Regions from separate parts of the Mus musculus genome. Here region 2 is linked to region 1. Evidence: chromatin loops called from intact Hi-C (ENCODE). Cell type or tissue: left cerebral cortex. All regions are shown on one strand.

Evidence for each region. Hi-C counts contacts between places; a loop is a spot of excess contacts. Peaks named below come from ENCODE experiments on the same cell type or tissue, not always from the same donor. Only the 100,000 strongest peaks of a DNase experiment are listed, where the experiment ranks them.
Region 2: a loop joins it to region 1, with 4 times the contacts of the local background. A loop is called at or near these places in 2 of 42 quality-filtered maps.

What each region holds. Positions count from the first base shown.
Region 1 is chr13:18,999,670-19,007,669 of GRCm38, forward strand. The region is part of intron 1 of Amph (amphiphysin); the gene reads left to right. Among named protein-coding and RNA genes, the nearest start is that of Amph, 55 kb to the left of the region's middle. In left cerebral cortex, no CTCF peak of the experiment used is centred here; DNase peaks (open chromatin) are centred at 3,068, 3,917 and 4,940; H3K27ac peaks cover 3,003 bases.
Region 2 is chr13:18,852,978-18,860,977 of GRCm38, forward strand. Vps41 (VPS41 HOPS complex subunit) reads left to right here. Exons shown (of 29, transcript NM_172120.4): 24 at 370-510; 25 at 1,548-1,684. Among named protein-coding and RNA genes, the nearest start is that of Amph, 91 kb to the right of the region's middle. In left cerebral cortex, no CTCF peak of the experiment used is centred here; DNase peaks (open chromatin) are centred at 3,326, 4,842, 5,441 and 6,601; H3K27ac peaks cover 1,470 bases.

The DNA.
Region 1 (8,000 bases):
ATATTCTACCGGAGCGTGGACACGCCCACCCTCGGCTCCTTCAAAGACCGGAAATGCCTGTTGTATTTTCCTTTGTTCCTCTCTGGGAATGAATGAGTCTGCGCATTGCCTCTCTGCACATTGTCTCTCTGCGCATTGTCTCTCTGCGCAGGGCTGACGCACTACGCAGGGCGGGGGCTCCGCATAGGGCGGAAGTGCACCTTGAAGCCGACTGCCCGGAGGCCAAGCAGTAAACTGGCCTTCGCCAGCCGCTTTTGGCTTTTTTCTTGACCAATTAGCTCGCATTTTATCTGGCTGGCACTTTTTTCTCTCATAACGAGCTGCTTCTTCCTCCCAGTCTGTTTCTTCAGAGGAGAATTCGTCATCTGATTCAGAGCTACTAAGAGCTGGCTCCTTGAGCTCACCTAGTGATGAGTATCTCCTAGAGACCTCCGCTAATTGATCTTTTTTCTTTTCTTTTTTCTTTTCCTTCCTTCTAATCTCTCCCCAGGTATTCCTACCTGACCTTAACTTTTCCTCGGGTTCAAGACCCTTGGAAAGGCCTGTATACTTATTCTGTGTACCATATTTCCTCTTTGCTCCTACTCTCTCTCCCCACTTTACTTCTGATAGATTGTCTCGAATTTCGTCCAGAATCCGCCCTGCCTTAACCACTTGATAACATGTGAAAAGGAACAAAAGGGCTTCTAACACTAGAGAAAGTTCAAGGCCAAACATACCTTGTAAAGCTATTTCCCACTTTACTTCTGATAGACTGTCTTGAATTTCGTTAGAAAGTTCAAGACCAGACTTACCTTGTAAAGCTATTTCCCACTTTACTTCTGATAGACTGTCTTGAATTTCGTTAGAAAGTTCAAGGCCAGACTTACCTTGTAAAGCTATACTTACGGGTACCCTGTTCCCCAGCTGAAGAGTTCTGAATTCACGCAGTTGAATCCTTCTCAACAGTCTGTTTTACGGGAACCTTCATTACCATAACCCGCAGTTCTGGTTCTGGAATGAGGGATCTTCCTTGCGCCGGTGATGGTTAACTCCCGTCCCGAGTTTTCTTGTCCCGGGTTTCCGGCACCAACTCTTACACGCGTTCTCACGACCGGCCAGGAAAGACACCACAAACCAGAATCTTCTGCGGCAAAAACTTTATTGCTTACATCTTCAGGAGCAAGAGTGCAAAACTCAAACCCAAAAACGAAAGCGAAACCCTGTCCCTCTTAAGGAGGGTTATCCTTCGCCTAGGACGTATCACTCCCTGATTGGCTGCAGCCCATGGCCGAGTTGTAGTCACGGGGAAGGCAGAGTACATGGGGTGGAGAAATATCCTTGGCACATGCGCAGATTATTTGTTTACCACTTAGAACACAGCTGTCAGCGCCATCTTGTGACGGCGAATGTGGGGGCGGCTTCCCACAGAGGGATCTCCTTGAAGCTAAGTTTAAAAAGAAAAAAAGACTCTCAGCCACCTCAGCCTCCATGTATGGGAGATGCTGGAGAACAGAACACAGCAAGGATGTGAGTGGGGCCCACTGCACGCTCGAACAAAAAAAAAAAGCCTGCATCTTGACAAGTTTGCTTTGTTGTGTTGCTACTAACATGATGTTCAGAGTTGACATTTAAAAAGTTTGTCCCTTTCGTTGACTTAAATGAGTGTGCTGAGAGAGAAAAAAACGGAGTAAGGAGTATACATGTATTCACCTGCACATCGTCAACCTTTATATCACATGAAATGCATGTTTAAAAGATGATTCTACATGATGAAGAAACAGTTAGGGATAGAAGAAGGGCTATTAGTTTGTGGTCCATAGTTGTTTTAAATCTGAGAATCTTAGATGATTATCCAACTACAGAGACCTTAATATTATAGTGAGTATTGTTGGGCTCAGAGGATGAGCCCAGATGGCCGTCACAGTGACTGCAAAGGTTTTTGTTGTTGTTGTTGTTGTTTGATTTTTTTTTAAGCTGTTCACACATATCATCAATGTTTGCATCACCAAAGCTGGGTCATCCACAGAGGACTGCTTTTGCAATGTTTTAAGCTGTGGTTCATTACTTCAGGCTTCTGCTAATTACATATTTTCTTCTAAGAATTAAGTTCAGAGGACCTCGTTTTACATTTCTCAGCCTCCCCACAGATATTTAAGAGTATAATTTAGTGCTTTTTCATTTGCAATCTTTCATTAGTTAACTGTCAAAATCTCTCCAAATCCCCCGTCAGTTGATTTTAGCACACAGTGTTATTTAAATATCAGAAGGTCTATTCTTACTGAGACTTAAACACCACTGATAATTCAGAAAATGTGGGCTCCCAGTCTCTGAAGCACTTCTTGTTAGATGTCAAGAATGGTCTTCGTTGATACTAAGCAGTTCCAATGGCCAGACCTCCTGTCTCACCTGCCTTAGGAAACACTGGCTTTCAAAGTTACCTGTACCTGAGGTACAGGGCGTAGAGCTGTACATACAGACTGGCATGACATTAGCTATGTGATCTGTGTGTAAACAATGTTTAAACCAGATATCACACATCTTTTGATCAGAATAATTATATTCTCTTTCTGTCTCTCTCTTCCCATCTGTCTCTCGGTCTCTCTCTCTGTATATATGTGTGTGTGTGTGTGTGTGTGTGTGTGTGTGTGTATTCCTCAGTCTGCATTACTAGGGACCAAAACTTGTCAAGAAGAGAATTTGGACTTTCAGGTCCCGAGGAGTTGGCTTCTATCCTAGGATCTGCTGAGAAATTCTCCCTTTCTAAGTTTCCTTTTCTTCACTAGACATTTGAGAATAAAAAACGTTATATTGCTGAAGATTAAAGAGAAGATGTGTGAAATTCTTAGTACAAATCTATGACAGTGGGTCAGCAGAAAATAGTTATGATAAAAAACAACATGAGGACCTGTCACTCTAGTCTTCGGTGCAGTAGAATGTGGACTGTGTGAGTCTCTGTCTGTTCCTGGCTGGAGCCTCCTGCTTTAGCTTCAGATGTCTCCTCTCACCCCCATCTTGTATTTTCATAAAACCGTGGTACACGATGCTCAGGGCTGACTCACTTAGATTAGCATGTCCATACCTTAGTTTGCAGCCGGCAAACACGAGGGACTATCTAGAGTAGTTTTAAAATGGGAGCAGATGCTCACGATGTGAGATTCTCGGCGACGGAAGCATCTGAAAAATCATTGCCATTTTATCTTCTGCTCTTAAAATACAAAATTTCAGGCACCACTGAAGTCATAATGTGACTCATCTTGGAGAACGTCCTTCAAAGTCTGTCACGGCCAAACGTGGTATTGCTTACCTGCCTTCTGGAAGCAGAGACATGGAGTTGCCAAGGTCATCTTAGCTGACCCTGTCTGAAAAGGAATATAAATAGAAAATAATAATGTTGATGAGAGTAAGATGCATGTGTGATGCAAGAATGGGGAAGACTTGGGAATCCTGAAGTTGGTAGTGAGTGTGTGTGAATTTCTACTGCTGTTTCTATTTATGTGAATGCTGAAAAATTTGACATTTAAACAATTTGGGGATGCTAACAACCTTTTAAAATATTTATAAATACTAAGCATGTTTTACCTTCTGCATAACTTTAGGAAGCCATTGTTTGGTGTTATTTAATGCATCACATCATTATTATAGGTGATGTAATATTTTGTGTAATCTACAATTTAGAGAGTATATAAAATAGCCAAAGAGATGAGATTTACATTCCTGAGGGACGCAAGGAAAGTGTTTCGTTTCGAGGAGAAGATGCCTGGGAAAAATGTCTCGATAGTGCTGCAACTCACTGTCCTCTGGTTTAAGGATTATGTAAGTTGAGCCATCTTGTCACCAAAGCTATGCATACATTTATATTTAATGACCCCACCAGGAGAAGTGATCAGGGCTGAAACATTACTGAGGGTTAGAAACCTCACAATATACCACACTTGATGATGAAAGATGTTTCAAAAATAGGCTTGCTGCATTTAAATAGCCCTTTAAGCAAGAAGAGTCCACTGGCACAGCAGACTGCTAGCCTAGCTAATAGACCCATGCATTAAAAGCTTAGGCTAACTTTGGGTTTGTGATGCGTAAAATAAATTGCAGAGCCCAGCAGAAAGAGCGTTTGCCAAATTGTTTTCCCAAAGATCCATGTATGAGATATACTGAGGCTAGGAGTGTGTTATCAGGATCTTATACAGAGGTGACCTTGACATTTTCTGTCACTGTACCTGAATCTTCTTACTTTGCAAGAGGGTCACTTTTTGAGGGTCTTGTTAGAGTTAAGAAATTAATGGTAATTTATTCCACTGACACTGAAAGTTAGTGGCCAAGTTGGATATCCTGCCCTGTGTTATTCCACCTATTTGTGCTTGCTCTTTCCTTGAAATAAATGTTGTTTACCTAGAATTCAAGTGGTTCTAGGCACAAATTTCCTATTAACCCTATATGGAGCACAGCTTCACAAACTCTCAGAATCCTCATCATGATTGAAGGATGAGATTGCTGTCACCCACAGAGTATGCTGTAAGGGTAGATGAAGCATGATTATCCATTGAACTGACACCAATATATTAATAATTATTGTCAAATATTATTCTTGGTGATATTCTCTCAGTTACCTCATTTATTAAAAATGCAATGTATATATGAATATATCATTGACCTTGAAACTTGAAGATTTAGATATAGCTTGCTACCTCTCCAAGTAGGAAACTGCTGCCTTTCTTGGTTGCTGGGGAGAATTCCAAAAAGGGCACTTTGTGTTTCACATTTGGAAGGGGACAGAAAACTTAGTCTAAAACTTGAAGGGCTGGAGGGCTATTGGGCCAAAAGTACAGATGCCCTTGCATATTGGAGTCAAGCCCGTATTTTTACATAATGGTTGTTTTACTTAGGTAGGAGTCGTGAGAGTGCAGCTCCATCTGCTCAGGTTTCTGCTGAAGCAGTGATGGAATCAGGATGTATCCCCAAGGGAGTAGCACACAAGGAAAGTTTCCACAAAGGCTGAGTGTCGTGTTCCCAGTTCCCTCCTCAGGAACCAGCCTTCTAGAGTACAGCAGGCCTGTTTTCTTTCCTCCCTCGTTCCCTGACTCAAGGTTTCATGCAAGAATGATCCGCCAGAGAAGGAAGAGTGTGTACTGGTGGAAGTTGTAAGTTTTTCTGAGTAGCTGATTTGGGAGACATTCTCTTAGGGATAGTATTGTTAAATGGAAGATTCCAGGGAAGATGCTAAGTAGAAATGAATCACTAAGAAACTCCATGACTATAGTTCCATATAGAATGACTCCATTCTATAGAGAGGCCAGAAGCAATGATAACTATACAACCGTTCATTCTTCGTGGAACAATTTCCTGCTAAAAATGTCTTAACGTCAAGGCTCTTTGGGGAAATGGCTTACTTCATGTGTACAAGGAAATGTGTAAGATAAAATTCAATATTGCAGTATTCCCTAAGCAAGGAAGCTATGAAAGACTACCTAGGGTCATCTAAAAAAATGACACAGTTGTCAAATTGAATTGACTATAGTTCTCTGAGATGCCACAATGTCAGCATCAGAAAGATAGTGACTAGAGTACATTCAAATATACCAAGCATATATATATGTGTGTGTGTGTGTGTGTATGTGTGTGTGTGTATGCTAATATTCTCTCAGTTACCTCATTTATTAAAAATGCAATGTATGTATGAATAAACTGGTTGCAATCAAGTGTTTTTCAAGGGTAGATGGGGATGAAATTCTATATCGCAGAACACATCAGCAATTTCACCTCTTCCTGTTATTACAGAGCAGGGCTCAGCTAGAGGGCATGAGAGCAAGGATGGTAGGACAGAGTTCTTTAAGGGCAACTCTCCTGGGTTGTTTTTCATTTTAAAGAAGACAACCCCACTTGATGGATAGCAGGCAGTGTTCCCACCTGTTCTGCTGCCATGACATGGCGCTCATTAATGACCATTGGTGCTTTAATCCCTCTGCACTACAGCTTAGTTTAGGATTCTAAGCATTCTAGGGCAAAAGGGGGCTCTGTTTTGCTAGTATTTCCTCTTGACTGCCAATGCACCTGGCACACTGTAGCCCTCAGTAGACGAGAACTGGAGAGGTGCCTGATATGGTATGAAAACTTTCTGTGAAATGAGTGTTGGAAATCACTATCCACATAGTACCCCATAAATATGTAGTTGTTTCTTGCTTATTGTGAGTGCCTTTGTTGGTATTGTCTTTCGACAGAATTTTGTTTTACAATTCTGGCAGCCCTAGTCCAGATTGATCTTGAACTTGCAGCAATCCTCTTGCTTCCGTTTCCGAGATGTTAGAATTATAGTTTTGTACTGCTTTGTCCAGTTGTATCTTAATATTAGTGTTTACCTTCAACTATTTAAATGTGTGGCTTTTACTCAATTACTAAAATTCTAAAAGCTAAAGTCTACCATTTATGTAACATCTACCATTTTTTCTAAGCCTTGTGTTAGTTTTTGGGAGGATTAACTTCATTTATTTGACTCACAAACTTAGGAAATCCCTAATTTGTTGTTTGGACAATTAATTCTCAAAGATGTTAAAGTCTTGTGAAATTCATTTAGCTAGAAAATGGTCAGGCTTGGGATAGAGAATTGCAATCTTGGTCTCACTAAATATTTTGGGTAAAAAAATAGCGTGAAGGATTTTCATCCTTGAGAATGAATAAACCAGACAGTGGCGATTCCTTTAGCTGGGACATTTTTTATTACAAGAATTCTCTATTCCCATCAGTAATAAAACATGTAATCTTCAATACATTGTTTGCTGCCGAGTATACAAAATCATTCTAAGCCAAATTTCCCCTTAGACAAAATCCTAGTGAAAATAATAAGAATTTGAATCTGTAGATCTAATCATGCTTGAGCCCTGGGTAGTCGGTGCGTTTACAATTCAATCTTGTGTATATGGGATTGTTTCAGAACACAGCCTTTCAAACTCACAAGGTCACTGCAGGGATTCTGTTTGTGATTCAAGCCCTGGATGTTGTCTATATATCCCTGGGAGAACGGGAGAACGTGCCAACTCTTGGGTCTACTGTGTTGTCTAAAGCTCATAGTTGATTAATCGTATCAGAAATGAATGTGAGTGACTTAGCACTCCAGGCAGGAACCTGGGGAGGAATCAGTATGGGAAGGAGCAGAGTATCCATCTTCATATTCAGTGCCTTATCAGTTTAACACTATCTACCTACCGTCCATCTATCATCTGTTTTTCTATCATCTATTTATCAATCTATCTTTCTGTCTCTCTATAAACTTGTCTTTAAAAAATGAAACAAAAACAAATAAACAAATGAATGAACAAAAAAAAAAAACACTTGGAAAGGAAAGAGTTTCTTTGACTTACAGGTTGTAATCCATCATCAGAGAAGTCAGGACAGAAATATAAGGCAGGAACTGAAGCAGAGACTATGGAGGGATGCTGCTGCTGCTGCTTATTATCATCATCGTTGTCGTCATCACATCATCATCATATGGGGGTGTGGCTTGCTCAGTATGCTTTCTTATACAAGAATCACCCGCTCAGAGGCAATAATGCCGCTTGTGAGCTGCACCCCCAACATGTACCACAAATCTAAAGAAAGAGAAAAACAAATTTGAGGGGGCAAGAAGGTGAGGGTGATCTAGGAAGAGTTGGCATAGTAGAAAAGATGATAAAAAAATATAGCATGAAAATATTTAAATCAAATAAATTAAGAAAAGAAACTCAAGAAAAGAGGAAGAAAATGCCCCACAGACTTCCCCACAGGCAATCTGACAGAGGTATTGTCTTAACAGAAGTTCCTCTTCCCAGATACTCTTTTGTGAAGTAGATATAAAACTAAATAGTACAAAGTTTTCAAGTATTTTCTCTTAAGTTCCCATAACATTCTTCAAAACAATGATTCTCTCAGAGAATGTTGGCCAATATCCATTATTGTCTCCCAAGTCAGATATCAAAACAGAGACAGTCCACATATGAGCTTATGCCGATACATATGCCAGTAGGTACAGGATGCGTACAGGATGTCAT
Region 2 (8,000 bases), 150 kb before region 1:
CCTTGGTTGAAAATTAACCCAGGTCTCCTATTCCTGTGAATAGAGTGGCTAATTCATGGTTGTTCAGCGTCAACCCTAGATCATATTTAAAATATAAATAAAAATTTATTTTTAAAATGAAGTATGGACTTTAATAAAGCATCCTGCTTAGAATCATAGTGAGAGTAAATGATGTCGTTCATATAACACCATCCGAGGAATATTTTCACACACCGTGAGCACTGATTAAATAGGACATAATGGGAAATGCTAGTGTCACATAAGAAAGTCAGCCTCAGCCTTATCTTCCACACTTTGCAAGCCAATGAAGAAATATGCTATTTCCTTTTTAAATGAATGGAGTGTCCTACACTTCCTCACCCCACCTAGGCCGAATGGGAAACAGTAGAAGTGCCCTCAAGATGATTATGGAGGAATTGCATGATGTTGATAAAGCAATTGAGTTTGCCAAGGAACAAGATGATGGAGAGCTCTGGGAAGATCTGATTCTATACTCCATCGACAAACCACGTAAGCAGAAAGGCTATTTAATTGTAAATCTTTTTGTCAGTATAGATTATAGCCGGTTATATGAGGACGAATATCTCAGGATACAGTGGGCCTAAATTATGACCAAGTGCGTTGGTCGAGGACTTTAATCTCTAGGACCCACATGGTGGAAGGAAATTACTCCCTTAGGTTGTCTCTAACCTCCACACACACTCTCCACATGTGGATCTCAATCTCTCTCTCTCTCTCTCTCTCTCTCTCTCTCTCATGCATACACATGCACACACACAAATTAATATGAGTGAATAAACAGATACATAAATGTAATGAAGTCTTAATAGTAAAGCCTCCACTGTAAATGCAGATGTGGCAGTAGTGAGGCTTTGAACTGCAGCAGTTTTCCTTTCCAGCCCCATCTCATCAGCACAGCACTGGGAGGTCATAAGTGTAGCTGCTCACTCAGCCATCAGAACTGGCTCTCCCCTCCCTGCATCTCTTCTCCTTACAGCTTTATTGTGATTTTGGTCATGGTGGCTACTCTTAAGTTAGGGGGTTCTATTCTCGTGTAATTAGCTTACATCTACAATCAAGCTTGAAGACTTTCTATCTTGAAACTACAAGATACCTAACAGGGTTCTAACTTGAGTTTTGTGACCATAGATAAGTTAAGACTCTCATGTCCTCTGTCTGTAAAAGGGAAGCACAGTATATACTCACCTTGCAAAATATTAGCGTGCCTAGTATCAGGATGCCCAGAGGCCCTCTCTGCTACCTGCTCTTGGACAGTAAAAACAGTTTGGAAGCGGCATGAACAATAGTGACCATTTAACTTTCCTAAGATGGTCTCAGTTTCTCCTTTTAGTCTTAGAGGAAGTTAGTTCTTATGAGTGTAATTTAAACTTAAAGAGGATTGGTTCTTGAGAGTTTATAAATTCACACTTTTTAACACATTTCTTAAAGGAATAGGTTCAGTTACTTATGATCTAAACTTAGATTGTGAACAAAGTGTATTCTAATAGTGCACATGTGTTATTTGGTCTTAACCTGGTGTTTTGTAGCATTTATCACTGGCTTGTTGAACAACATTGGCACACATGTGGACCCGATTCTACTTATCCACCGAATTAAGGAAGGAATGGAGATTCCCAATTTGAGAGATTCCTTGGTTAAAATTCTGCAAGATTATAACTTGCAGGTAAGTATTCTAACACACATGACCATCTGAGTGAGTGAGTGAGTGAGTGAGTGAGTGAGTGAGTGAGTGAGTTCATTTCTACATAAGTATTTGCAGGCCATTTGGATGCCTGTTACACTTTGCAGTTTGATATTTGGAAACCTGTTGAAATAGAAAACCTGAAAAACTTCTCCACTTCAGGAAGCTTTTTCACTATGTGTAAATAGATCACAGCACTGAAGAAGACATGAGAGTAAGTTACAAAGACTGTTTGAAGTGGCCACAAAAATTTTCTTAGAGAAAATAAATATTGTAACTAATTAGAGTACATCTTTAAGCACTCGGAATAATTTTGCAGCCATTGAAGGACTCTGTTGTCTGAAACACACTTAAGCACAGGATCTAATCAGCTTTTGTCTGATTGGTACAATAATGCTTCTTTATTAGCTCAAAATTTGTGATAAGAAAAAAAGAACCCATATTCTCATATAAATAGTTAATATGCTAGTTACTAAGTATTCTAACCTTTTTTCTTTAATAGAATTGAACAGTGACTATGTTTCAGAATCCTAGTTGCTTCACTAATACTTGAAACTATTTAAAATTCATTTGCATGCAGACTGTTCTTTCTGCGATCACTTGAAAGTGTTGCTGTAATAGATGAACTTGCTTTCCTAGAGACAATATACAGGTTGTAAGAAGAACATTATGATGTAGATAAATCAGATCAGATTGCTAGTCACTGTGAAGGGTGCAAGGTAAAGGACGGCCTGCTGAACTCAGGATGATGCACCAAGAATCAGCGAGACAACCTGCAGGACAGATAACATCCTCATAGCTGTAGTGAAGGTATTCAAAAGTGGGGTGGGGATAGAGGTGGTCAGAGTTGAGTTAGGTGAGAAATTGAGAAGCTTGGACCTGTGGAATTAACCAAACGGACTCTAAGAAATGGCTGGTGCAGACAAGGGGACTACAGAGGAGATGTCAGCATCCTCGTGGTCCTCGGGGAACTGTGGTGTGACTGCAAGGCACAGCGTGAAAGGAGAAGGTTTCTTTCTGTAGACTGGGGTAGACAGTCCAGAACCTTCACTTGGAAGCACTATGTAGGGGATGGGATTACCTAAGAAGTATGTGCCAGAGAACTGAGGCCTAATCTTAGGCTGGTAGTTATGCCAAAGCCTTTGGAGGGTTTCAGATAATCCTAGGGATATGATCTGAGGGAGAAAGAAAAAGGGAAAGAGAACAAGAATCTAAGAACTGGCCAATAGGGAGGAGCAGGGATCAGAGAAGTGCCTACTTTATGCCGTTCCCTAGGTATGCAGAACATCTCAGGCTTGGAAATCCGCTTTGGGGGAAATGGTGCCATAGCCAACCTTGTAATGCCCTTAATCCCCTGTGAGTGAGACTGACAGTGTCCTGTGCTTTGTGGGCCCTTTCTTACTGAGGGAGGTATATAGCAGAATATGCTTGAGACAGCAAGTCTAAACGTACGGCAGTGTCTGAGGCTAGGGTAGCATCTGTATATGATAGTAGGATGGTTAGACTGGTGCTTAGAGCCGGGCTTTTGGGGTGAAACCATGCTTGTGTTGCCAGTCCCTCCCTTCGACGCTGATGCCAGCAAAGGCAGCTGGCATGTCCCTCACTCTGCTCTTCTATGGGAGCTCACACGCCCTGCTGCAGTCTCACTATTCATTCACTTCTATGAACAAATTTGCATAGTGCTGAGCCAGCCGAAATACAAAGCATTAGATACAAAACAAATGTTTAACATAAAAATGGTCCTCTAAAATAGTACCAGTATCTTCTTAATTACAAATATATAGTGAGCTTTTCCTTAGTTCTGTAAATATGCAGTTGGGTGCTGATTTTAAGAGACCCAGAATTTGTTTACCAATGGGTTCAGAGAGCCATTGTTACTCATCAGCCACTGGGTAGAAAAACTACTACTCAGAGGAAAAGGGTGGGAGAGGGAAGGGCAGAGCCAGGGAAACCACACTAGTGCTGACCCGCTGCTCCCTCTCCCTCCCCCTACCCCCTCCCTCTCCATGCCCCACTCTCCCTGCCCCCCTCTCCTTCTCCCACTCCCCTCCCCCTGCCCCCTCTCCCTCTCCATTCTCCCTCCCCCCTCTCCCTCCCCCTCCCTCTCTCTTCCCCCTCTCCCTCTCCTTCTCCCTGTCCCTCTCCCTCTCCTTCCCTCCCTCCCACCATCTTCCTCCCCGTGTATGTTGACTGTTAATTTTTATTAGTAGCCATTTATTTATCTACTTGCCTAAGCAACCTTTTGGGGGATCATGTAAAAATATCCCAGGTCTCTGGAGCCTTTTGCTGTTCCCTGACAGACATACTTTTATTTCATTGTATGGGTCTTTGTTTGTTTCATAAAGCTATAATTTATGTTCTCATTAATAATAAGAGTTCAACCCCATAGATCCCCCAAGTTTGAGGGTGATATTACAGACCTATGAGTTTCCAAGGATGCTGTGTGTGATATAAAGCATGATATGAAGAGTCTTCACACAGAGGTCAGGTGTGCTGCTGTGTACTGTCTCAGTCTCCTTCTCAAACAGACTGTGCATTGAGGACCTAGAGTTCTTTAAGGCGTGAGAGATACTGCGGGTCAGCAGTTAACTGAGAGGAGAGTAGTTATGGGAAACTCCGGCAGCTTTTGCCATGTGACCTTTTCATACTTTATAACCTGACAGCTCTGAAAGGTAACAGAATTGAGCATGTTCACACCCTCAGATACTGAGGGTATTAGGGAAATGGAAATCAGTGCTTTGTCACTAACCACTTTGTTTTTGACAGACATTTTAGGTCCATAATGGGTCTAAAATTATCATTAGCCCCATTGCTCAGAGTAGAAGACTGAGACTTCAGAAGGTTAATGACATATTGGTATGGTACGATACTGAACTAGTTTTAAATTCAGGCCAGCAGAGGAAATGCCAGACCATTTTCATCCAGGACTGCATCAACTCTAAGACATAATCCCTCAAAGCTCGGCCAATGAGAACCACTTCCTGGCTTTTCCCTCATGACTACACCTCTGGAGAAAGACAGGCAGCCGGTTTGAACTTGTTCCTAAAGAGGCAGGAGGCACAGGGACCCAGCCCTGGACTGTACCTCTGAGTGCCTGTTGTAAGCAGAGGCCTGGCCCTGTGCATGTCAGCAAGTGATGTGGAATGAGTCCTCTTCCCCCATGGCACGCAGCCCTCTGCAGATCTGCAAAGGTATTTCCCTCTTCTCAGCCTTGCTGCTGTAGCTCCCCAGTAGTTTTCTACTTAGAATTGAAAACACAAATCAGTTTACAGAAATGGATGACTTTCTTGTTCATCGTTTTTTAGAGGAGGGACAAATTTCTTTTTCACTTTTAATTATCTAACCTTTCTGTATTTTTCCTAAGATGGATTTTAAACTCTCAAATTCCTAAAATAAGCTTTTAAGACCAAATGGATTTCTTTCTTTACATATTATTTCAGTTTGATCTTATCACGACATTTGAGTGATGCAGGTGGCTTGTACCAGCCAGCCATCGCTTCCTTGATTCATTTAGTTCTTAAATAGTTATCTTTCCCTTTATTTTTTCTGTCTGGGCTTAGTCACGTTTGGTAATAATAATCCAGCAAGAGTGAAGTGGCCATGGCCAGGCTGCAGTGAGGAGAGCCATGGGGCTCGGATGCTAGGCAGCTGGCAGCCAGTTGCATTCTAAGGACATGCAAAGTGAATAAGGCAAGGCCGGCAAGTTGAGAGTCTTTTCAAATAAAAGCTGTAGAAACTTGGCCATAGTTCTAGCACCGCCCCCACAGCAGCTGTCTCTGCAGAGCCATAATGATTTCTCTGATATGTGCCTCTTTATTGCTTTGTGAAATATATGTGGGGGCTAGAATTTTCCATTTACTTGGGATTATCATCCATGGTGATGTGCTATAGAGAAATCAGGTGGAAAATACAGAGCAAACCTAAGGTCTCTTGTCAGTTGTTGACGCCATAAGGATGTTCTTACTCATGGAATGTGGACCATTGATTGCAGTTGTGGCTTGCTTCTTTAAACAAAGGACAAAGGGAAAGTGCAGAGGAACAAGGGCGGTTGAAAGGACGAGGAAAAAGGTTGGTCCTTACGGGTAGATAATCTGGGGACAATAGAAGGGCCTTCCATAAGGAAGGATTTCTAAAAAGGTAATATTGTTCCTTCTGAGCAATGTCAATAAATATTTTTTGAGATAGAAATGGCATTATGAAGTTGAGGGAAGGCACTAGTTTATCTTGGAGAGAATTCTTACGTGAGAAGTGTTGCTAAGCCAGGTTGATAATCATGAGACTCTTATTGGCAGATGGTGAGATCTCATAGATACAGAGATGTCTCCGTTAGCCCATAAGTCAGACCCTTTAATGCACTCATCACTCTGAAAGGCCAGACCCCACAGCCTGCAAACTGTCTTTGGGAAGGTCAGCTATGGTGCTGTGATTTCACAGCTCTTAATTTGCATGTTCTGTCCTGGTACCTGGCTCCTCCGTGCTCCTCCATGGTGGACAGTCCACACTAAAATCACGTAGTGAAGAACTTCACCACCTCCCCAAAGGAAACGAAAGTCAGACATTTTCCTTTGTTTGGGAATTTTTCATGTTTCTCTCCATCCCCGTCCCATGCCTGGAAGTAAGCCACTCCTTCCCCTTGATCTTCCACACGTGTAGTCGCTGATAGAGTGACCTGACCCTTTCTCCTACTCTCCCGATCGATCATAGCTCCTTGGTTGCAGTGCCCTTTTCCTTAATGAAGCCCATCTCTGTGTCAGCTCCATACATGAACCAACCCTACCTCTTCTCTTTCTTATTTAACAGTTCAAACTGATTTCATTTCTGGAAGTGACATCAGAGGGAAAGCAGCACGGAAAAGAGAGCGCTCGCACAGCAGTATACTGTTGTCTAACACACTGGCTCCCTGCTTGCCTGAGACTTGCTGGAGCTGAGTCAGACTGTTGCCAAGGGACTCTTACCTTCTGATTGCTGCCATACTTGGTCATGACAGTGACATTTAGAATTTCTCTCTCTCTCTCCCTCTCTCTCTCTCTCTCTCTCTCTCTCTCTCTCTTTCTTTTTTTCTTTCTTTGGTGTAGACCCTTGGATTTTGATCAGGTTAGGCAAGAAGTATCATTGTCCCTTTCCTTCTTATAGGTTCTTGACAACTGTCAGTGTTCCTAGCCAATTCTGTCTGTGAGCAGGCAGGTTGTACCTGCTTAGAAAGTGCTTTGTCCTTGGCTTTCTGTTTTCTTTGCAGCCTGTGGCCTGTGTTTGTTCCACAGGCTGTACCCTTGATCTGTCACTGCCCAGGCGGTGTGCCCTGGAGAGTGTCACAGTGCTTCCAGAGCCCACACCAGAGGAGCTAGAACTGAGCCGATTAGTTGGATGCTGGAGGACAGCAGCTTCATGAACTTACTGACCTATTTTCTGAAAGCTTGTCAGCATCAATATTTTGTAGATAACTTTCTTGCTGTATTCTTTTTCTTCTTCTTTCTGTATGCTGTAGTGACTTCTGATAAAAACCATAACTTTTTTAAATTTGGTTTTGTTGTTATTTTCTCTTTTTCTATTATTCTCTCTCTCTATTTTTTTTTTTAACAATCCAGTCTTTATCCCCCTCCTGGTCTGCCCTCTAACTGTTTTTCATCTCATACCTCCTCCCCACCCCACCTCTGTCTCCAAGAGGATGTCCCCACCTCACCCCACCAGACCCCTCCCCATGCCCTGGGGCCTCAAGTCTCCTGAGGGTTAGGTGCATCTTCTCTGACTGAGGCCAGACCAGGCAGTCCTCTGCTGTATGACTGCCCTCCAAGAGGCCCAACAAGCAGCTGAAAGATACTTACACCCAGCCAGTGGACAGAAGCTGGTGACCCCTGTGGTTGAATTAGGGAAAAGCTGAAAGAAGGAGACCCCATAGGAAGACCAGCAGTCTCAACTAACCTAGACGCCCGAGATCTCTCAGACACTGAGCCACCAACCAGGCAGCATACACCAGCTGAAAACAAAAGTAATGTTACATTTTTAGGAGAATCTGACAGGACAGTTAGACTTAAGCACATCTGTAAAGCTAGCATTTGCCAGTGTTGGGCCAGGAGGATCCCTATAGAGTTAAGACACATTTTTATTTCCTTTTTATTTTTTTTACTAGATATTTACTTTATTTCCATTTCAAATGTTGTCCCCTTTCCTGGTTTCCTCTCTGAAAACCCCCCTATCTCCTCCCTCCTCCCCCTGCTCTCCAACTCACCCACACATGCTTCCTGGCCCTGGCATTCCACTACACTGGGGCATAGAGCCTTCACAGAACCAAGGGCCTCTC